Regions from separate parts of the Homo sapiens genome. Here regions 1 and 3 are each linked to region 2. Evidence: chromatin contacts called from ENCODE Hi-C data. All regions are on one chromosome and are shown on one strand. Each heading gives the region's core, a stretch centred on a gene start or an enhancer-like site at or near the end of the contact. The rest is flanking DNA. Distances are from core to core; before and after follow the strand shown.

Region 1 (4,055 bases), core at 520-3,019, 980 kb after region 2:
GATTTAAGAATACATATAATGTTCTTAATATAAAATAGGCTCAATAAATATTATTTACATAATTTTGATGTTGAAAATAACTATTTCCTATGGCACACATTTACCTATGTAACAAACCTGCACTCCTGCACATATATCCCAGAACTAAAAATAGATAAATAAGTAATGATAAAAGAAAAAAATGCTAAAGTGAATTCTTCACATTGAAAAATGAAACAATGAAATAATATGATTTCATATGAAACCATAGGAAAATATAAAGCTCTCTATAAAAGGTAAATATATATACAAGTATAAGACTGTTATCATAATGATGGTATATAAAACTCTCATAATTCTGCTATAGATTTAGTATAGTGTACTACTAAACTGTACACTTAAAAAGGTATAAAATGTTATATTTGTTTTAGTTCAATTAAAATTTTATAAAATGAAAAAAGAAAACTAATTCATAACATGGATGTATTAATTTATTATTTATTACCAAAATTGCATTTTATAAAGAAAAATAGCAATCTATGTTATAACCAAAGATACTCTGAAAAAAAAATCAGGTTAAAATATGGAAAAATATTTCAAACAAAAATATGTGAAAAAATGAAAAGTACAATAAAAATATCAACATGCGTTTTTATGAAGCTAGACAAGTTTATTTTAAAGTTTATGCAGAAAAATACATACACAAGAATAGGGCCTGGCATGGTGGCTTATGCCTATAATCCCAGCACTTTGCGAGGCCTTGGTGAGAGGACTGCTTGAGCCCAGGAGTTTATGACCAGCCTAGGCAACATTAGTGAGGCCCTGTCTCTACAAAACATTAAAAAAAATAATAATAACCAAGTGTGGTCCCAGTTACTCAGGAGGCTGAGGCAGGAGAATCACTTGAGCCTGGGAGGTCAAGGTTGCAGTGAGCCAGGCAGTGAGCACTCCAGCAGGCTGGGTGACAGAGTGAGGCCCTGTTTCAAAAAAAAAAAAAAAAAAAAAAAAACACTAAAAAGAAAAGCTGTAAGTGGGAACTAGTTATAACAAATGTTAAAACCTAGTATAAATCTTTTATACTTAAATCTTTTTATACTATAAATCTTTTAAACAGTGTGTCACCAGCTCATGATAAAAAGACTGATGAGTGGAACTGAATGGAAATTCTAGAAATAGATCCAGGTACATATTGAACTTGGGTATGTATGTGCATATCTGTACATTTACATCTATTTCCAAGTTCTCTGCCAAACCTGAAAACCCATTTTTGGGGATTTCTCTCCTGCACTGACTTGGTGTTACTGTCCTGGCAGGTGAACCTTGATTTTATTCCATGCTTCTAGTGATAGATTTTACCAGCATTGTTCATTACAACTTTCTGTATTGATGGAAATGTTCTAAAATCCGGGCTGTCCATTAGGGAAGCCACTGTCCATATGTGACTATTGAGCCTTTGAATTAGGCCAATGTGTGACTGAGAAACTTAGTTTTAAATTCTATTTAATTTGAATTAATTTATGTTTAAATAGTCATACAAGGTGTGTGGGGACGCTACTGGATGATCCTGCCCTATACTCTAAGCTCCTCCAGGAGAGGTCCAAGTCTGTTTAGTTCACATCAATGTCTAGTACAGTGCCTGAGGGATGACTAGTCTTTTTATTTCCAATCCGTATTAATTCTATTACATATGTATAGTAGGAGGGCTGGTTGCACCCTGATGTTCAGCTCCAAACCAGAAGATTAAATGCCCCAGTGCTGGATGTAGATGCTTAGAAGAAGCAGAAGCAGCTGCTAAGGGTGGGGCGTGATCAGGGAGGAGAACTGCAGCTTGTAATCGGTATTTCTTGCAAAGGCTTTTCCCTCTGCAAAAGTTCACTCTAATTTACATAAACCTCGGAGTATTGTTTTTAGATAATAGGGAGTAAAAAACAAAAGCAGACATAAATATATTTATCCACCTGCCTCAAGAAAATGATAGCTTTCTTAAAATAGTATTTTCAGCCTTTCTCTGGAGAAATATGTCTTTGAGGAAACATACACTCTCAATGGTTTAAGTAAACACGTCTCAGGAAAGCAGAACATCAGATGGAGGGCTCAACAGCAACAAAAGGAGGAAATCAGAATTTTATAAGAATTTCTGGTAATCTAAAGATTGTTTAAATCAGATCTTCATAGACAATTTTGGGCAAAGTCAAATAAAATGTTAATGCTGGTATAGAGAGAGCAAATGTTCTATGGGGCCATAAATGACTGACTGGACTTTCAGCTTTCCCAGTCCCTCAGCCGAGTAAGGAAAGCTACTCAACTTCTCTGATCATTAGCTCGTTTATCCGCAAAAGAGAATTGTATTGGGTAAGTGTGGTTTGCGGGGATGGAAATGTGGGTCAATGGTCAGCAGAGGTGAATTCCCCTCTACTAGTGTTTCCTGTCACACTATAGCTACCCCAAAGAGGTTGTCGTACAGGGTTAAACAATGTGAGAGCTGGAGAAGGTTCTAGAAATCACCCAATCAAATGAGGAAATCGACTAAAGAGGCAAAGACAAAAGTGATACCAGCAGCAGACTCTAAAAAAAGAACATGGCAAAAGTCACCAGGCTCACACCTGCTCCATGCTCTGGGTCACCATCTTCGAAATCAGGACTCTGCTGAAAGTTCAGAGATGCTAACACTCAAGTGCATATTTCAAGTACAGCTTTCTCACGCTGTGATTTCCATTATTTGTTTTTCTTTAGTTTGTTAAGTGTGTTGCCAGAGTGATGAGATTTCTTTATTCGAGCAAGTGATTACAATCACTTTACATTAAAAAAAAAAAAAGTCTCAACATTATATAGTAGGAAGACCAGCTTTTTGCTCAGTCTTCTACAGTTTTCTCTCTTTCAATGAGGCACTTTGGCGTATCTTAAATTTCAATGAACACAAACAACTTTCAGGGTTTTCTTTCTTTCTTTCTTTCTTTCTTTCTTTCTTTCTTTCTTTCTTTCTTTCTTTCTTTCTTTCTCTCTCTCTCTCTCTCTCTCTCTCTTTCTTTCTTTCTTTCTTTCTTTCTTTCTTTCTTTCTTTCTTTCTTTCTTTCTCTTTCTCTCTCTCTCTTTCGTTCTTTTACTCTGGGTGGCCTCTTTAGCTTCATTGTCTTTTCTCTTCCTGATCATAAGACACAGCATACAGATGTCTGATTGTGACAAAGGACTTGTGAAATTACACATTACAGACAAAGAATAGTTATGTCAGTTATGAAATTTTGTATTTTATAGTACAGTGCAGAAGTGCAATATCAATGTGTAGATCAAATATTTGCTTAAAAGAAAATTCCCTAAAGTCATACAATTTGGAAATTCGTTCAGATTTGAGTATGCTTTTGATTTACTTTACAGCAAGTATAAAATCCATTTTATTTTCTCTCCTGTTTCCTGATTTGGGTACTTAATTTTACATAGGTAAACATCTACAAACCTTTCCTCGTGTCAAGTTAATTTTCTCATATAGAATTTCTTTTTAGCACAGCTACAACTTTATCTAATGAGAAATCATTTTAGGTCTGGTATTCAGATATAATAGAACATAAGAGAAAGACAAAGAACCATAATTTTTGAAATGAGGTAATATAACCTAAATATTATGTGTGTGACATGACAAAGAAAATAATATACAACTGATACTTTACCAAATTTTGGGATATTACCCCATTGTGTCACTCTGGAGACGAACACACAGAACACTCCTAGAAGGCATATGACCTGGGTAGTTTTATCATTATCCATTATTAGAGACTGTAGACCTATAAATATTATTAATGATGTGCTTTCTTTTTCAATGAGTCATCTGCTCTCACTACCCTTTTCTTTAGCTATTATTTCCCCAGTGTTCCTCTTACTTTTTTATTTTTAGGGTCTCTCTCCCTTTCTCACTCACTCATCTCATACCTGTTCCATATTTTATTTATTTATTCATTCATTCATTGTATTCAGAAAGAACTTATATGATGATAAGATTAATATTAATCATAAAGAAAGGAAGATTCTCAGAGAAGACATTCATTCACAGTGCTGAGTTTTTGCCTCTGTTTTTTCTTTTAAGA
Region 2 (4,475 bases), core at 106-2,605:
ACCCTGTAGGAATAAATTCTAATAATCTAATGAAAAAATGCGCAAAAGACTTGCATAGACATTTCTCAAAAGAAGACAAACAAACGGCAAACAGGCATACTAAAAGGTGCTCAACACAGTTGATCATTGGAGAAATGTAAATCAAAACTACAATGAAATATCATCTCACCTGGGTCAAAATGGCTTTTACCTAAGAGTCAAGCAATAACAAATGCTGGTGAGGATGTAGAAGAAAAGGAATTCTGGTACACTGTTGGTAGGAATGTAAATTAGTACAGCAACTGTGGAGAACCTTCAGTGTGGAGGTTACTAAAAAACTAAATATAGAGCTACCATATGATTCAGTAATCCTACTACTGGGTATATACCCAAAAGAATGGAAATCAGCAGCACTTCCATGTTTGTTGCAGCACTGTTCACAATAGCCAAAATTTGAATGCAACCTAAGTGTCTATCAACAGATGAATGGATAAAGAAAATATGGTACTTATACACAATGGAGTACTATTTAGCCATAAAAATAATTAGATTCTGTTATTTGCAACAACACGAATGGAATTGGAGGTTATTATATTAAGTAAAATAAGCCAGTAACAGAAAGACAAACATCGCATGTTCTCACTTGTTTGTGGAATCTGAAAATCAGAACAATTGAACTTATAGAGAATGGAATGGTGGTTACCAGTGTCTGAGAAGGTAGTGGGTGACAGGTGGGGGGTGGAAATGGAGATGGTTAGTGAGTACCAAAAAATAATTAGAAAGAATGACTAAAACCTAGTATTTGATGAGAGTGCAGCAGGGTGACTATTGTGAATAATAATTTAATTATACATTTAAAAATAACTAGAAGTGTATAATTGGATTGTTTTAAACACAAAAGATAAATGCTTGAGGGTACAGAAACCCCATTTTACATTATGTGATTATTATGCATTGCATGTCCACTTCAAAACATCTTATTTACCCTATAAATATATAGACCATGTACCCAAAATTAAAGTAAAAAAAGAAAAGAAAAAATGCCAATCTATAATTCCATATTGTGCTAATCTATTATTTAAGAGGCAGAGGGAAATGCTATTATCAGACAAACAAAAACCACAATTTTCAGAAAGTTTGGTTGTAAAGAAAAGAGACAACTTTTATAGGAATAAGTGATGGATACAGAGTCCGAGAATCATGTTAAATTTGTAGAAACTTGAAAATGTCGATAGACCAAATGATGGGAAATGATAGAGGCAGTAACAGAAAGGCAAGAGAGGAGAAAGAAGAAGGGATGGGGAAAGAAGGTAAAGAGAGAGAGAGAGGAGATTATTGTTAGAAAAGCTTGAAAATCTATGAGGCAGGTGGAATCAAGATTTTGAGGAAGTGAGAATGGGTGCATGTATGAGAGAGTCAAAAGTGACATTGAAAAACAGAGAAAAAAGGAAGTGAACAGAAAGATGACTAAAAACCAGTAAAATAGTTGATAAGAGATACTGAGAGCTCAACGGATGTTTCAAAGCATAAATTTCCATCAGCAACACCGCTACCATTTCTATTTCTTAAATAAGGAAAAATTATATTTCTAAAATTACAACAGTTCCTGAATTTTATTTTATTTTGTCATTAGAGACAGGGTCTTGCCATGTTGCCTAGGCTGGTCTCGAACACCTCAGGGTGGGAGGATTACTTAATTCCAACTCCCAAGTAGTTGAAGTTACAGGTGCAAGCCACCATGTCAGCTCAGTTTCTGAATTTTAGAGCAAAAGCTAAATTATATCTTTAAGGGAGACTCTTTAGTGAGATTTATAGTTATGTAGTCCTACCCACAGCTTTTGAAATCTAAAATTAGTGATTCCAAAAACAGATGCGACTGTTAAATAATGTATTCAGTTACATAAAATATAATTTATTTCATAATGGGAAAATAGTTTAATATTAGTTTATTTTTATCTTTCTGTGGTAAGACCTAGAAACTGACTGGGAAGCTGGATCTTAAGAAAAAGCACAGAAATAAGGGAAACTCAAGTCGGTTGGTGGAGAGTAGTGGTACAAAGACTAGCATGTCAGGAATGAAGAAGACAGATGGGTCTTATGAAATTTTCTGTTTAAGGACATTATCAAGAGATACTTGGGATCTTTAGTTTTGTGGTACTGTTACCTGATATCTAGTTTTAAGATTTCCTTCCACTTAGTTTTAATCCCTACATCTTATTGTCTACATATGCCTGGGAGCCTAAAGAGGTGGGTGACCTATGTATAGGCATTGGAACCAAGGTGAATTCAAGTGAGCAGTAGCTTCACTGAGAAGCAACAGGATGGCCAGAGATGATGGGAGTTGGGGATTTCCCAGAAGCACTTATCTGAAGCAAGACATCTGACAAGGATGGCTATGAAGAGAAAATGGGCATCTTACAGTCACATAGAATTTGAACTTGAATTATGGCTGAGTTGGATACTAGAGAAAAAGATAGCCTTAGAGTATTAGATACTTTAGATCAGAGGTTTTAGAATTACTTTTCAAATTATCTCTCCATTTTCATTAAAACTGTAAACCTTCACATCCAGAAGACTTAGAATTCTTGGTGTACTTTTACTAGTACCATTTCATTGGTGTTTAGCAAACTGCCTTAGATTATGCTTAATTGTATTTTCCCAAATCCCTTTATCACTCTAAGCTATTTGATGGAAAGAAATATATTTTACTCACCTTTTGACCTCCTTCAATACCAATACCAACACTAATACTGATACTAATGCCAATACTAATACCAATACAAATACTAATAGGAGAGTTCAAATCTTAAATCATAGTCTACTTTTTACATTATATACTATTTCTCAATTGTTTATCTGAACTTCCAAAATTTTCTTCCACAATGTTTATGCCATGTGATCTCTAGGTATCTCTAGCTATCTCAACCACAGAAACCCTCACTTTCCTGAGCCTTAACCTTCATTATTGTTCTAATACTACCAACTCATGTTTACTTTTACTACTTTGCTCCTGCTTTTCCTTTTGTCTGGAATTCTCTTTCCTGATTATTGAAGTCCTACTTTCATTTACACTTCAATTCCCACATCCTTCTCACCTGAATATATATCTCCAACCAAGTGAGACAGCCAGGTGGGAGGGGGTCCCTGGAAAAACTCCAGCCAGGCTGCACACTGGGGTTGAGCCTCGGGAAGTTCGTGCAGTTTGCAGTGGGGAGGATGCTGGCCTCTCCTCTTCTTGTGTGGAACCTAGGATCCAAGCTGCTGGCAGAAAGCACTCTAGCAAGGACTCTGGCTTTGTAAGAGTCCCTGTTTCCCTCTTTTCTTCCTTTTCACCCAATAAAACCCTGTCTTACCCACCATTTAAATTGTCTGTGAGTCTGAATTTTCATGGCTGTGGGACAAAGAACCCCATTTATGGCTGAATGGAAAAGTCCTGCAACATTTTTGGCACCCAACATGGGGCTCAAGAAGTGGTGAGTGAAATGGAGACTCAAAACTTCTCACTGTTGCTTCTAAGCCTTTTCATCCTTGGACTTCTGAGGACGGGAAAAACTATACCCAACCCCCATCGCTACCAGGCCTTTTCATGTTTTTTTTTTTTCTTTCTTTCTTTTTTAGGACTGACCAGCAAGCAGCTGCTCTCTGCCACTCTCCCCTCCCAGCTGGGGTTGGGATGCATGACACAAAGGTCCCACACAGCTGACTGGATGGTGTTTTCCACCATGTACCACCAGAGCCTACCCCTTCCCCAGCCAAAGGGCTTTACTCTATCAGAGAGTAACTAGGCTTTTCTCCTGTGGAGGAACCAGTTGCCTAAAAATAAGAGGTTCTTCCCCAGGCATTTTTAAACCTTTTTTCTTGCCTCTTCTCTACCCCATCAGCAGTTAAACTTTAATTTTTTTTTTTAGAAGACATTTTTTTACTAGGCCAGGCCCCACAACTGTCACTGTTTATATTTTCTGCAAAGTTTTGGTTGTGAAATCAGCCTTCGTCTTGTCTTACATCCTGAGGGCATGGCTGGTAATTGCTTGGCAAGGCTTTGTTTATCAATCCTGCCTTAGGGGGTGAAACCTCTCTGGTTCAATACCTGCATGTTTTCCTAGACTTGTCTTTTAAAGGGCCCCATCCGACAACTGGGTTTTCTTTTGCCTGTCTGTGTGTGTACTGTGTGTAACGTCTGTCAAAAGAGCTCTAATTAATTTGGAGTAAAGAAAGACAAGTGCTTGGATCTATTATTTTTTAAAGGGAAGATAAAATCTGTGGTACCTTTCAGTTCATGTGACTTTAATCTTTAAGAAATAAAAACAGCCCTAAACACTATTGGTAAAATGCAGGTTAGATGGAAGGTTTTCTAAGTGTTTTGAGGTTACAAATTGCTTTTTGTGTTCTGAGAACTATTTGACTTGCCAGCTTCACAACTGGTAAGGCCTGGGGACATGTGGAACTAACCATGCCCTTAATTAAGAAGGCAAACCTTGGCTGCAGTTAGCACACAA
Region 3 (4,119 bases), core at 455-2,954, 700 kb after region 2:
ATAGTAATAACTACTCTTACTAGTGATATATATTACTTTCAGTAGATGTATTATATATTACTCTTAGTAATATTATATATGTATACTTTAATAAACATGTAAAAAGCATGCAATGCTAAGCTCATTAGTAATATATTAGTAATGATACATAGCAAGCTTGTTCAACCCATGACCCGTGGGTCACATGCGTCCCAGGACGTTTTTCTAGCCCAACACAAATTCGAAAACTTCCTTGAAACATTATTAGATTTTTTTTGCAATTTTTTTTAAGCTCATCGGGTGTCATTAATGTTAGTGTATTTTATATGTGACCCAAGACAATTCTTTTTTTAGTGTGGACACCCCTGATATATAGTTGTACTTGATTGTTCCCAAGGGTTTTTACCACAGGAACAGAGGAAGGTCACATAATAGGTAATATAAGCTGATGATGAATTTTACTCATAATTTAATGGCCAGCTGTCTCAGAATTTAAGATTTATTTTGTTTGGTGTTGAACTCTATAGGTATAAAGTAAGCCTCCAATGTGGTAAGTGATGTCAGTACAGTGCATTCTTCAAACAGTAAAGTCAATCCTGATTTCTTGAGTGGTATGTTTGAAATACCAAATTCCTTATTGAAATGGACAGAATGAAGGACTTGGCTCACAGCAGGCAACAGGCAACATCTTGTACATTCTAATTTTTGCAAAGAAAGAACGAAGTTGGAGGACTCATACTACTTGATTCTGACGTACTAGGTAAACATAGAGTAATCAAAATAGTGTGGTATTGGCATGGGTTGGGCATATAGATCAGTGAAACAGAATAAGGAGCCCAGAAGTAGATCCACACATAAATGGTCAGTTGATTTTCAGCAGAAATGCCAAGGTAATTCAGTAGGGAAAGGATTTCGACATAAAGTGTTAGAATAACTGAGTATCTATACACAAAATACAGCAGGTCCTTGAATAATGGTTCATTCAACATTGTATTGTACTTACAACGTTCATGAGGAAAAAACCTGATTCCTGGCAGGGGCCATTGTGTGGAGTTTGCATCTTCTCCCGTGTCTGTGTGGGCTTTCTCCGTGTATTCTGGTTCCCTCCTAAATTTCAGAGATGTGCATGTTAAGTGAATTGGTGTGCCTAAATTGTCCCCACCTGAGTGAGTGAGGGGGTGTGGGGGTTATGTGAAAGTGTGCCCAGTGATGCAGGAGCATCCTGTCCAGGGATGGTTCACACCCTGTGCCCTGGGCTGCTGGAACTCTTCAGCCACCCTCTACCCTGAACTGGAATAAGTGGGTAAACAATACTCTAACTTGTTTTTTATTAACTTTTCTTAACTGTATGTATAGCTCACATTTATTTCAATGCTTGATATTAGAAATATTTTGGTCTTTATTTAGTAAATTTTGGTGATGTTGTGACCAGAAATATGACATAGGAACTTAAATCTTGTTTATGTCAATTAGCCTGTGGTTAAATTGGTTTCAGTATATGTCATTTCACATAAAGTTGCAGTTTCCAAGAACCTATCCACAACATTAAGCGAAGACTTACTGTATTGAACCTTGATTGTGACCTCACATCATCCATAGTTATGCATTGTATAATGACATTTTGATGAACAACAGTCCTCATATATAATGGTGGTTCCAGAAGATTATGATAGAGCTGAAAAATTCCTGTCACCTAATTGAGGTTGTAGTCATCGTAGCATCGTCAGACAGTGCATTACTCACATGTTTGTGGTGATGCTGGTGGAAACAAACTTGTGCTGCCAGCAAATATAATTATATGTAGTACATACTTGATAATAAACAACTGTGTTCCTGGTTTATGTATTTACTGTACTTTTTATTGTTATTTTAGAGTGTACTCCTTATTTTTTTAAAGTTAACTCTAAAACAGCCTCAGGCAGTTCTTTCAGGAGGTATTGCAGGAGAAGGCATTGTTATAGGAGATGACAGCTCTATGTGTATGTTATTGCTCATGAGGACCCTACAGTGGAACAGGATGTGGCGGTGGAAGACAGTAGTGATATATATGCTCCTGAGCCTGTGTGAGCCTAGGCTAATGTGTATGTTTGTGTCTTAGTTTTTACAAAAAAAGTTTAAAAAATTAAATAAAATAACTTTTAAAAATAAAAAAGCTTATAGACAAATACAAAGGAAAATATTTTTGTACAGCTATACACTGTGTTTGTGTTTTAAGCTCAGTGTTACTACAGAAGAATCAGAAAGTTAAAAAAAAATTTTAAGTTGACATAGTAAAAAAGTTACAGCCAGGCTCACACCTGTAATGCCAGCACTTTTAGGAGGTTAAGGGGGGAGGATTATTTGAGGCCAGAAGTTTGAGGCCAGCCTGGGCAATATAGCAAGACACCATCTCTACAAAAAATTTAAAAATTAGCGGGCATGGTGGCATATGCCTGTAGTCCCAGGTGCTTGGGAGGCTGAGGTGGGAGGACCACTTGAGCCCAGGAGTTCAAGATTGCAGTGAACTATGATCATACCACTGCACTCTGGTCTGAGTGACAAAGTCAGATCTTGTCTCTAAGCACAAAATAAAAGTTATAGTAAGCTAAAGTTAATTTATTATTGTGGAAGAAAAGTATTTTTGTATAAATTTAGTATAGCCTAAGTGTTTATAAAGCCTGCAGTAGTGCACAGATACATCCTACGCCTTCACTACTCACCCCTGACTCACCCAGACCAACTTCCAGTCCTGAAAGCTCCATTGTGGTAAGTGCCCAATACAAGTGTACCACTTTTTATCTTTTATATCATTTTTACTGTACCTTTCCTGTGTGTTTAGATACACAAATCACATTGTTTTACAGTTGCCTACAGTATTCTATATAATAACATACTGTGTGAGTTTGTAGCCTGGGAGCAATAGGCTATACCATATAACCTAAGTGTGTAGTAGGCTGTACCATCTAGCTTTGTGTAAATACGCTATGATGTTTGAAAAATGACAAAATCCCCGAATGACACATTTCTGAGGTCATATTCTTGTTGTTAAACATTAAGTGACACATGACCATACAAAAATTAATTCAAAATGGGTCATTGACCTAAATGTAGGAGCTAAAGCTATAACTTCTAGAATATAATGTAAGAGCAAAATTTTATGCCCTTGGATTAAGTAAAAATCTCTTAGGACAAAAGCAAGAAATAAAATAATTGGCAGGTGGAACTTAAAGTAAAAGACACTGTTGAGAAGATGAAAAGGCAAATCACAGAAAGGGAGAAAATAATTTGAAAACCTCTGTCTGATAAAAGACTTGTATCCAGAACATGCAAGTCTTAACATACAAGTCTTATATCTTAATAGACAAACCAATTTAAAATGGACAAAAGATTTGAATAGAGATGTTACTGATGAAGCTGTATGAATAACAGTGGTGCTTACACATCATTAGTCGTTAGAAAAATGCAAATTAAAACCACGATGAAATACAACTACATACTGACTAGAATGGTTAAAATAATTATAAAAAAACAGGATGAGGAAGGATGTGTAGCCGTTGAAACTCTCATACATTACCATTGAGAAGGCAAAATGGTATGGCCACTTGGGATAACAGTTTTGGGGTTTCTTACTATAAACATACACTTACTACCATGTGACTCAGTGTTACTGGTTAAATTACATCCTCCAAAATGGTATGTTTAAGTCCTAACCTCCAGTACCTCAGAATGTGACCTTTTTTTTTTTTTTTTTTTTTTTTTGGAAATAGGGTCATTGCAGTGGAACGAGGAAACATTTTTGGGGTGGTGGATATGCTCTATATCATGGTTGTAGTGATGTTACAGGACTATACATTTGTCAAAACTTAGCAGTGTTTATTTCAAAATGGTGAATAAATTTTATAAATAAATTTATACTTCAAAGCTGATTAAAAACATTTGAAAAATACAATAAATGGCTACATTGAAAATGTAATGAATATACTTTTAGTTCAAAAAGTGGGTGCAGACGAGCATTCTGGCTCCTGGAGCGGCTGGGAGGGCGACTTATAACTAGAATGCCTGTGGTCGAATGTAAAAACATTGTCTTAAGAGTGTACAGGGACTGGTGTGGTGGCTCACGCCTGTAATCCCAGCACTTTGGGATTTCGAGGTGGGCAGATT

What was found. A loop is a pair of places that touch in the nucleus more often than their neighbours do. Pooled maps may share reads with other maps.
Region 1: a loop to region 2 is called in a map of B cell, with 3 times the contacts of the local background. The contact joins two enhancer-like sites. A Hi-C loop is called at or near these places in 1 of 168 maps with a recorded cell type or tissue (B cell), 2 of 37 single-sample maps with no recorded cell type and 1 of 50 pooled maps.
Region 3: a loop to region 2 is called in a pooled map, with 2.6 times the contacts of the local background. The contact joins two enhancer-like sites. A Hi-C loop is called at or near these places in 2 of 37 single-sample maps with no recorded cell type and 2 of 50 pooled maps.

Annotation. Positions count from the first base shown.
Region 1 is chr2:181,310,267-181,314,321 of GRCh38, forward strand. The region is part of intron 3 of LINC01934 (long intergenic non-protein coding RNA 1934); the gene reads left to right. Among named protein-coding and RNA genes, the nearest start is that of MIR4437, 6.6 kb to the left of the region's middle. RefSeq lists an enhancer at 2,602-2,651. Within about 2 kb of position 1,770, at least 7 of the 41 ENCODE cell types and tissues checked have a DNase peak (open chromatin) inside an H3K27ac peak, as active enhancers do; they include B cell, where a contact is called at or near this core.
Region 2 is chr2:180,333,321-180,337,795 of GRCh38, forward strand. No RefSeq gene overlaps it. Among named protein-coding and RNA genes, the nearest start is that of EPCART, 210 kb to the left of the region's middle. Within about 2 kb of position 1,356, at least 2 of the 41 ENCODE cell types and tissues checked have a DNase peak (open chromatin) inside an H3K27ac peak, as active enhancers do; they include B cell, where a contact is called at or near this core.
Region 3 is chr2:181,035,432-181,039,550 of GRCh38, forward strand. The region is part of intron 3 of UBE2E3 (ubiquitin conjugating enzyme E2 E3); the gene reads left to right. Among named protein-coding and RNA genes, the nearest start is that of UBE2E3-DT, 56 kb to the left of the region's middle. Within about 2 kb of position 1,705, at least 2 of the 41 ENCODE cell types and tissues checked have a DNase peak (open chromatin) inside an H3K27ac peak, as active enhancers do.